Regions from separate parts of the Homo sapiens genome. Here region 2 is linked to region 1. The links are chromatin loops, found by intact Hi-C in ENCODE. Cell type or tissue: endothelial cell of umbilical vein. All regions are shown on one strand. Each heading gives the region's core, and the rest is flanking DNA. Links, peaks and the distances in the headings are about the cores only.

Evidence for each region. A loop is a pair of places that touch in the nucleus more often than their neighbours do. Peaks named below come from ENCODE experiments on the same cell type or tissue, not always from the same donor. Only the 100,000 strongest peaks of a DNase experiment are listed, where the experiment ranks them.
Region 2: it touches region 1 in a loop (2.4-fold over the local background); 1 of 110 quality-filtered maps calls a loop at or near these places.

The regions. Positions count from the first base shown.
Region 1 is chr9:88,255,692-88,261,065 of GRCh38, forward strand. No RefSeq gene overlaps it. Among named protein-coding and RNA genes, the nearest start is that of SPATA31C2, 120 kb to the left of the region's middle. In endothelial cell of umbilical vein, for the core only: no CTCF peak of the experiment used is centred there; DNase peaks (open chromatin) are centred at 2,550 and 3,070; H3K27ac peaks cover 1,104 bases.
Region 2 is chr9:88,320,237-88,325,610 of GRCh38, forward strand. It overlaps the pseudogene RPSAP49. Among named protein-coding and RNA genes, the nearest start is that of SPIN1, 66 kb to the right of the region's middle. In endothelial cell of umbilical vein, for the core only: no CTCF peak of the experiment used is centred there; no DNase peak of the experiment used is centred there.

The sequences.
Region 1 (5,374 bases), core at 193-5,192:
AGTTTGAGATCAGCTGGGGCAACATGGTGAGACCCCATCTCTAAATTTTTAAAAATCATGAAGTGTTTTGTATGTTCCCATGTGTGTCTGTGTGTGCATGTGCATTGAAAGCAAGTCCCAATGTCAAATGTATTTCTTTCTTAGGAATGTGTTCAAAGATTAAAATTTGAGGCCATGCGTGGTGGTTCATGCCTGTAATCTCAGCACTTTGGGAGGCCAAGGCAGGCAGATCACTTGAGCCCAGGAGTTCAAGACCAGCCTGGGCAACGTGCCAAAATCCTGTCTCAAAAAAAAAGAAGAAGGAAAGAAAGATTAGCTGGGTGTGGAGTGGCACGTGCCTGTGGTCCCAGTTACTCAGGAGGCTGAGGTGGGAAGATTGCTTAAGCCTAGGAGGCAGAGGTTGCAGTGAGCCGAGATCATGCCACTGCACTCCAGCCTGGGTGGCAGCAATACCCTGTCTCAAAATAAAAGAAAATAAAAATGTGAAATGCCATACATTGGACAAACTTGAAAGCTAGATCTTTCCACCCTGATGCACTTGTCTCACTACAGGATTGGGTGTGTTCAATTGACCAGATATTTTGCCTTACTAAAATATCGCATGAGTAGAACTCTTAGTTGTAAAGGAAACACGCAAAAATAGTGTAAGGGAAAGGACCAAGTTACCATAAGTATGTGGAGGAACTAGACCAGCCACTGGGACCTGAGCAGAGAAACAGCCTCAGGCATGGTGGCGGGAGCCTGTAATCCAAGCTACTCAGGAGACTGCGGCAGGGGAATCGCTTGAATCCAAGAGGCAGAGGTTGCAGTGAGCTGAGATCGTGCCACTGCACTCCAGCCTGGATGACAGAGTGAGGCTGTAACTCAAAAAAAAAAAAAAGACGTGACTATTGAGCCTCCTAACAACCCTATAAAGGAGTTCCTATTTGGCTGGAAAGGAAAATACGGCACAAAGGAAGTAACACCTGCAGAAGGCCAAGAAGATTGTTCACATTACAGCTGACTTTCCCTTGACTCCAAGTCTGAATTCTCTCCATTGCACCCCAACGCCCTCCACTGTTAAACTAGATTCTGCCAGCTTGGCCAATCTCAAATCACCGTCACTTGAGTATGTATGATGTTTAATCTGGGAATGTTGTTGGGATTTAAAGCATTGGACAAATAGCAGGTTTATATTTGCTCAGAGCAGTGTGGGCTGCAAACCTGAGAAAACAAACACAGGAGGAAAGCCCACTGTCTGTGGGGGGCCTCTGGAGTTGACCTGGACATTCAGCTGTAACCAGAACTCTTCACTTAGCTCCTCCAACAAGGCAGAGTTCGTGGGGTGCCTATGGGTTCCCCAGAAATTGCCATGGATCTAACCTGATGGTTTCAAAACCTGTTAATGTCTTAGAACAGGTAGGTAGCTTCAGGTGCCACTTTCTCATTGTGCAGGTGTAGAAAGTGATCTCAGAAGGGCAGGGGCTTTCTCCAGATGTCCTCAGGACACTGTCCAGGAAAAAGTGCTCCACCAGGAGAGGCAGTAAGTGCTGGAGCGGGACAGGGACCCAAAGAGAGAAGTGTGGAGGGGGCAGAGGTGGTGCGCACCAGCCTGCAGTCCAGGTGTTGCCAGTGGGATGTCAGCCTGGTAAAGGAAGGAATGTGGATGGCCAAGGGCACGGCCCAACCTCCCTGAGCATCAGACAAGGCAGCTGTTTTGCAGGCCTCAATGCCCTAGAACCCCAAATGTTTCTGTGTGCTCGTGATCTCTCCTCAGTCTGTGCAGGATTACAACGCAAGGTACTGAGAAGTCAAGGTTGGATTTTGTTTGTTTGTTTGTTTTGTTTTGAGACAGAATCTTGCTCTTGTCGCCCAGGCTGGAGTGCAGTGGCGCCATCTCAGCTCACTGCAACCTCTGCCTCCCGGGTTCAGCAATTCTCCTGCCTCCCGGGTTCAGCGATTCTCCTGCCTCAGCCTCCCAAGTAACTAGGATTACAGGCGCCCACCACCACACCCAGCTAATTTTTGTATTTTTGTTAGAGACAGGGTTTCACCATGTTGGCCAGTCTGGTCTCAAACTCCTGACCTCAGGTGATCCACCTGCCTCGGCCTCCCAAAGTGCTGGGATTACAGGCGTGAGCCACTGCGCCTGGCCTACATGTTTTTTAGCCTCAAGTGTCTGGATAACACAATGAAAGCATGCTTGCCTGCTGGATTGTACAGACCAAGCCCCTCAGCATGCACAAATGGTTATCTTCAGTCACTTATACTTCCTAAGTTACCAGAATAACCTTGCACTCTCTCTCCCTTTGGCAACACAAACCTCATAGATTGGAAAATAGTCTTTTCTGCTGTCTTAATGCTTGCTTGCTTTCTATTCAAAAACTACTGCATGACTATACAGCATTTGAAACTCACTGTCTGATTGGAATTTGGGAAACATTGGCTTTCTTAATGCTGATTCTGCATTTCCTGCTGAAATTGAGCTCTCAGCTTTGAGCAGTCCCACTGAAACCAGGGGCAGCCAGCCGGATTCTCTGCAAGTCAGGAAATGAGAGCCAGACTCCCTTGCTTGTCTCTATGGACACTGGAGTCGGTTTCCCTTCCTGGGCAGATGAAAGGGTGAGGTCATTGCACATGATTGAGTGGTGGAGAAACTCAGCCTTCTAGAAACTAAGACCAAGCAATCATCTCACAAGAAAACATTTTGGAAGCTAGGTTTTCATCAACAACATTAAATAAATCACTGGTTTTTAAAGACCGGTAAACCCCAATGGCAGTCTGTCTGGATTTGTTCTAAAACTTAAAGCATGAGTTTTGCTTGTAAATGAGAGTTCCCTGAAATGCCAGCAAAAAAAAAAAAAAAAAAAAGCAAACCCAATCCTTTGGGTAATAGGAACCACAACAAGGAAAAATAGGAACCGCAACAAGGAAAAACATTTTTTTAAATAAATAAAACATTTCATGTTTATCCTCAGCAATTTCGTGTTTAAAAGAAACAAACTCTACAACTGCTCAGCATTCTTCACAAGGAAGGTGTGCCTTCAGCCTCCCGGAAAAGTCTCTCGGCTGGTATGACCTGGCCTGTTGCCGGGAAAAAGTGAGATTTGGCAGACACGGGCGTCGGGACAGCCTGCATGGTTACTGGACTGCAAGGTCTGGCCCCGTCAAAGCAGACAGCTCTATTATCCCCACAGCCTGCAGAACTGGGGTCAGGCGTGTCCTGATGCTGGATCTCTGCCCTCCTTCTCCCGGTTCTCACCCTGTAGGTGTCGGATTTGACCATTTGCACAACAACCCTCACGTTGTCATTCCCAGATCCTCATTGGTGCATTGTTCTTTTTGTTTATAGTAAACTTTATTTTTTTAGAGCAGTTTCAGGTTCACAGCAAAAAGGAGCAGAAAATACAGAGCATTCCCATATCTCCCCTGCCCTATAGACACACAGCCTCTCCCATTGTCAACATCCCCCACAGAGTGGTCCATCTGTTACCATTGATGAACCTACACTGACACATCATCACCCAAATCCGTGGTTGACACCGGGGTTCACTCTTGGCATTGTACATTCTGTGGGCTTGGACAAATGTATAATGATGTGTCCACCACTGCGGTATCCCACAGACTAGCTTCACTGTCTTAAAAATCCTCTATGCTTGACTGATTCATCTCTAATCTTTTTTTTTACTGTCTCCATAGTTTTGCCTTTTCCAGAATGTTAGAGGGTTGGAACCATATAGCCTTTCCAAATTAGCTTCTTTCACTTAGTAAATAGGTATGTTCCTTTTGGAGACCGTATCTCTGGCTCCTGGTTAAAGAGCAGGACTAGCTACATAATTCGTGACTGAGTGCAAAATGAAAATGTGGGGGCCCCTTGTTCAAAATTATTAAGAATTTCAAGATGGTGATAGCAGAGTATTAAGCCAAGCATGGGCCTTCTGAGGGCTGGGCCCTGAGAAACAGTGCAGCTGTCAGCCCATGAAGCCGACTACTAAAGAGTAAGGTTTTGTTTGTTTGTTTGTTTTGTTTTGTTTTTGAGACAGAGTCTTGCTCTGTTGCCCAGGCTGGAGTGCAGTGGTGCGATCTCGGCTCACTGCAAGCTCCGCCTCCTGGGTTCACGCCATTCTCCTGCCTCAGCCTCCCGAGTAGCTGGGACTACAGGCGCCCACCACCACGCCCGGCTAATTTTTTGTATTTTTAGTAGAGACGGGTTTTCACTGTGTTAGCCAGGATGGTCTTGATCTCCTGACCTAGTGATCCGCCTGCCTCGACCTTCCAAAGTGCTGGGATTACAGGCATGAGCCACCGCGCCCAGCCAAGAGTAAGGTTTTAAAGCAAGTGCCCAACATGTGAGTGGGTCCTTTGTCTTCTTCAGATTCCATAAAGCTAGGACATGTAAACAAAAGTGTTTATTATGTTTTTTTTATTATTTGTTTCCAAAATGCTTCCACAGTTGCCAACAACCTCAGTGCTCAAGCACTTTCTCAAACAACACAGCTCAAAAAAAAAGAGGGACAAAGTCAGGAGCTCTGCTGATTACTTTCCTAATTTTATCAAAACAAAAAAATGCAGTCTACTCAGAGGGATTGGGCTGTGAAGCACGAAGCCCCCTCAGTACCCATGAGCTGACAATGAATAACATTTATCGGTAAAAAGAAAACAGGCCCCTCTTTTGACGACATCTTGAATTGTCTTATTGATGACGAGGCAGGCTTATGTATTTCCAGGTAGCATGATACTAATGTAGAGAGCGCTGCAGCCGATTGGTTAGCCGGTTTCCTGCTCACAGAGTGAAATATGCCAGACTCCAGGAAATCAAGGCAGGCTGCAGCACGGGTGCAAGTCCCCGTGCTGAGGAGCACACGTTTGCTCTGGCTTGCACCTTATTATTGTCAACTAAATGATGGGCACCATAGCTGTCACTCCCCCTTGCTTTCTCCCAAATGCTGGTGCTTTAGAATTCATGCAACAGTGCAGAACACTGAGGGAAAATGCTCCGTCTCACATGCTGGCCAGACCCGTTAGGCAGAGAGAGTTTGGGGCGAGGGCTGCAGAGAGGACGAGGGAATGGCCCCAGGTGGCACGGTGCCTCACCAGCACACATGGATGCAAAGGGCATTGGTGTCTAGAGCAGCTGCAACGTGGGCCCACAGGCTGGGTGGCTGAAACAACAGACATTTACTTTCTCACAGTTCTGGAGGCTGCAGGTCTGAGAGCCAGGTGTCGGCAAGGATATTTTTCCTGAGACCTCTCCCCTTGGCTTGCAGGCGGTGTCTTCTCCCTGTGTCCGCACGTGGCTGTCCCTCTGTCTGTGTCCTCATCTCCTCTTCTTGTAGGACACCTGTCATGTTAGTTAGGACCCACCAGTATGATCTCACTGTAAGTTGATTACCTC
Region 2 (5,374 bases), core at 56-5,055, 64 kb after region 1:
GAGAAAGTTGCAGCAACATCCCCACCCCAGCTGCCCTTCTGCCGAGTGACTTGCCCCTCCTCCACCAAGAGGTGGAATGGACTTCCCTCCCTTTGCATTGGGCTGGCCCAAGACAGGCTTTGACCAAGAGCACGCAGCAGGAGTCCCTTGGTGTGGCTACCAAGACTGGGCCAGGGGCAGCCTGCAGCTCCTCATCCTCCTTCTGCCTCCTTCACCGTTGTGCACTCCTCCCTAGTACAAGCATGGCCCTAAGCACCACACAGAGACAAGGCTCCCTGAGAAAGAGACCACTTGGAATAAGAGAGACGTCTGTCCAGCCTTCAACTGCTTTAGCCATCCTGCCTGGGCCAGCCCCAGGGGTCCCCGCCCCCAGCCCATCTGCCAACTGACATCACCTGCAGCAAAACTAACCTGGCTGAGCCCTGCCCAACTCTGGACCTACAGAAGTTTGCACATATGAAATGATGGTTGTCATCTTAAACTACTAAGTCCCTGGGCCATTTGTCATTCAATGAAAGGCCCAAGTGACAGGATATAGTTAGGGGTCCCAGCAGCTTGGCAGTAAATGCTGTCAGGGAAACCAGCACAGCAGAAAATGAAGCCTGGGTGGCTGGCCACAATGCCACACCCGCATATCACAAGCTACCACAGCCCCGATTCCAGCGGGCTCCAGGGCAGTGCCATCGGCGCCAGGAGAGAGGGTGTATGGAGCATGCTTGACATAAGTGACTCCATCTTAGAAAAAGACTCCATCTTACATTTCGGAAGGCACCACACCAACAAGGACCAGAGGTTCACCTAATTAATAAAGATGGCACCCAACCAGACCAGGACATAAACAGGCACACTCTTTTACCATCAGTCCTCACCAGAGGACTCTGTGGCCATAAAACATGCAGAACGTCATGAGCTCAAAATGGCCGTCTTAACAGACACTGTCTTGCTGTCACTGGTGATCGGTGCCCAGCATCTGCCACTGAAGGCTCGGCCTGCATCAAAAACTCTTTCTTGCAAGATGTTGACAAGTGCCCGGACCAGCTGAGGACACTGTCCATATTGCTCTCCTTGGACTGGTTTGTGAAACTCTCTTCCTATCCCCTCTACTCTTTTTTTTTTTTTTCTGAAACAGAGTTTCTCTCTGTCACCCAGGCTGAAGTGCAGTGGTGAAATCTTGGCTCACTGCAACCTCTGCCTCCCAGATTCAAGTGATTCTCATGCCTCGGCCTCCCAAGTAGCTGGGACTACAGACTTGGACCGCCACATCCGGCTAATTTTTGTATTTTTAGTAGAGATAGGGTTTCACCATATTGGCCAGGCTGGTCTCAAACTCCGGGCCTCAAGTGATCTACCCACCTCAGCCTCGCATAGTGTTGGGATTACAGGCGTGAGCCATCGTGCCTGGCCTCCCCTTTACTCTTGATGTTAAATGTTGTTTTGTTTGATGTGGAATGTTTAATCTGCAATATTTATATATTGATTAAGTATACTCTAATGTATGGTTTGCAGTATTGACTGACCTGTGGAGGGGTTTCAGCCTGTGTGCCCAAGGCTCTGACTACTGAGTAAATGGGATGTACTAAGGAGAATTGCCTCTGTGGGAACTTCATGTAGTTCATGGCTTTTATAACTGAAATAGCATCAATAAAAGTCCAGCCTTGTGGAAAGACACCAACTTGCATGGATCTGGTTATGTCTGACCTTGTGCTACTCATGACAGATGTGGACAGGATCACATGCTGTAGGGCCTCAGCCACACAGGCTGGTTTCTAAAACAGGCAGCGATTTAGAACACTGAATCTCTGAGGTCGCAGATTCAAATTTTTTTTTTTTTTTTTGAGACGGATTTTCACTCTTGTTGCTCAGGCTGGAGTGCAATGGTGCAGTCTTGGCTCACCACAACCTCCGCCTCCTGGGTTCAAGCAATTCTTCTGCCTCAGCCTCCCGAGTAGCTGGTATTACAGGCATGTGCCACCACGCCCGGCTAATTTTGTTTTTTTTCATTTGTTTGTTTTTGTTTTTGTTTTTTTTTGAGACAGAGTCTCACTCTGTCACCCAGGCTGGAGTTGCAGTGGTGCGATCTCAGCTCACTGCAAGCTCTGCCTCCCGGGTTCATACCATTCTCCTGCCTCGGCCTCCTGAGTAGCTGGGACTACAGGCACCGGCCACCACACCCGGCTAATTTTTTTTTTTTTTTGTATTTTTAGTAGAGACGGGGTTTCACCGTGTTAGCCAGGATGGTCTCGATCTCCTGACCTCGTGATCCACCCGCCTTGGCCCCCGCAAAGTGCTGGGATTACAGGCGTGAGCCAATTTTTGTATTTTTAGTAGAGACGGGATTTCTCCATGTTGGTCAGGCTGGTCTCAAACTCCTGACCTCAGGTGATCGGTCTGCCTCGGCCTCCCAAAGTGCTGGGATTACAGGCGTGAGCCACTGTGCCAGGCCCACAGATTCAATTTTACAGAGTTGGAGGAAAGGCATTTACAGATTCTGCATAGGGCCAGAATGTGTCTTAGCAACTAAATCATGGATGTACGTGTTTGCAGTTGGATCAAATGCCCCAAACAATTCAATATGTTAAATGTTTACATCAGAACACTTGTATCAGAATCTTTCTGTTTCTGCACTTAGCTCTGTAGTTTCTTTGGACCTTTGTGCCTGGTTTGTCATAGGCTAGGAGCCTCCCATAGGTTCCAGCAACAGCACACAAGTGAAGGAATGGGACAGGTGTAAAAAAAACCCACAAATAGAATGAGGACAATGCTGATGATGACATCTGCAGAGGGAAGACGACAGACCATTTCCGCAACACTGAACCCAGAGTGAAGAACGTTGCTGGAGGAAATAGCAGAGGAAACCACAACTCAGAGGAAGCCACAGCTAGACAAGCAGCTACTGGTGGGATGGGATGATGGAGGGTGGAGCCATGGAAGAAACTACTGTGCTCTGTAGAGTCTGGGATGGGGCCAGGGCTCCACAGTTAGAGGCAGGAGAGTCCAGTAGGGCTGAAAATCAATCAGGATTGAAGACCTGTGTGTAGAACAGTCAACACCCCCATCCCCACCCCACCCCATGCACAGAACTGTGAGGACATCCAGCCAGGTAATGACTCCAGGCAAAGAATCATGTGCACAGTCTGGAGGGACTTGAGCAGCTGGTGTGCATGACCAGAGTAAAGGCCTCCCCACAAAGGGTGATCTAAAGGCAGCAGTCCCTGTTCATGTCCCAGAGTTTCTGTCAGCTTTTATAGTCCCTCATTCTCAAATATAAAAGCTTAACAGAGGCTCGCTGCAGAATTAGAGAAAACCTGTGGTATGAAAGAAAGCAATGAGGATTCCAAAAGAGAGAGAAAGACAAAGATAGAAGTTTAACCTCAAAGAACACAGAGAGAATTCAGAGAACATAAGAACATAAAACAGGCCTGGCACGGTGGCTCAGGCCTGTCATCCCAGTACTTTGGGAGGACGAGGCGGGCAGATCACGAGTTCAGGAGATTGAGACCAGCCTGGCCAACGTGGTGAAATCCTGTCTTTACTAAAAATACAAAAATTAGCTGGGCATGGTGGCAGACGCCTGTAATCCCAGCTACTCAGGAGGCTGAGGCAGGAGAATCGCTTGAACCCATGAGGTGGAGGTTGCACTGAGACGCCGTCTCACAAAGAAAAAAGAACATAAAACAAAGAACATGAAAGAACAGAACTTCTTTGATCAGCATCCCCAGAGAGATTTTAGAAAATATTCCATCCATAAAACAATAAAACAAGAACATGACACAGTGAAAAATAAGCCCTGTGAGAAGAACCACAGTAAAAGCCTCTGGAAATTAAAATTATGGTTCACAAAATGTAAAATAATAAATATGGGTGGACAATAATGTTTAGGAGGTCACAGAGAATAAAGAGAACAGGAAACAGAAAATAGGCCAGAAACAATAAGAGATATAGATGATTAATACAGAGGTACAACACCTACCCAGTAGGAATTCCAGAAAGAGGAAAAGAAGGAAAGAAGAGGCTGGGCGTGGTGGCTCACGCCTGTAATCCCAACACTTTGGGAGGCGGAGGACGGCAGATCACGAGGTCAGGAGTTCACAACCAGCCTGGCCAACATGGTGAAACCCCGTCTCTACTGAAAATACAAAAATTATTTCTGCGCTACCCACAGAGGGGTCCATACGGCGTTCTGGATTCCCATCGTAACTTCAAGGAAAACTTTCACAATGTGCGGAGCCCTTGATGTCCTGCAAATGAAGAAGAAGGATGTCCTTAAGTTCCTTGCAGCAGGAACCCACTTAGGTGGCACCAATCTTGACTTCCAGATGAAACAGTACATCTATAAAAGGAAAAGTTATGGCACCTACATCACAAATCTGAAGAGGACCTGGGAGAAGCTTCTGCTGGCAGCTCATGCCATTGTTGCCATTGAATACCCTGCTGATGTCAGTGTCATATTCTCCAGGAATACTGGCCAGAGGGCCGTGCTGAAGTTTGCTGCTGCCACTGGAGCCACTCCAATTGCTGGCCGCTTCACTCCTGCAACCTTCACTAACCAGATCCAGGCAACCTTCCGGGAGCCACGGCTTCTTGTGGTTACCGACCCCAGGGCTGACCACCAGCCTCTCACGGAGGCATCTTATGTTAACCTACCTACCATCGCTCTGTGTAACACAGATTCTCCTCTGCACTGTGTGGACATTGCCATCCCATGCAACAACAAGGGAGCTCCCTCAGTGGGTCAGATATGGTGGATGCCAGCTCGGGAAGTTCTGCACATGCGTGGCACCATTTCCTGTGAACACCCGTGGGAGGTCATGCCTGATCTCTACTTCTACAGAGATCCTGAAGAGATTGAAAAAGAAGAGCAGGCTGCTGCTGAAAAGGCTGTGACCAAGGAGGAATTTCAGGGTGAGTGGACTGCTCTAGCTCCTGAGTTCACTGCTACTCAGCCTGAGATTGCAGACTGGTTTGAAGGTATGCAGGTGCCCTCTGTGCCTATTCACAGTTCCCTACTAAAGACTGGAGTGCTCAGCCTGCCACGGAAGTCTAGTCTGCAGCTCCCACTGCTCAGGCCACTGAGTGGGTAGCAGCAACCACTGATTGGTCTTAAGCACTTCTTGCACAGGCCCTTAAGCAACATGGAAATAAAGTTGATGGAAAATAAACATCAGTTTCCAAAAAAAAAAAAAAAAAAGTAAAGAAGAGAGACAGAAAGAAAGAAACAGAACATAAAATGAAGGATAGAAAATTATAAAATAAATAGTCCCGGCTCAGTGGCTCAAGCCTGTAATCCCAGCACTTTGGGAGGCTGAGGCAGGCAGATCACCTGAGGTCGGGAGTTCGAGACCGGACTGGCCAACATGGTGAAACCCCCGTCTCT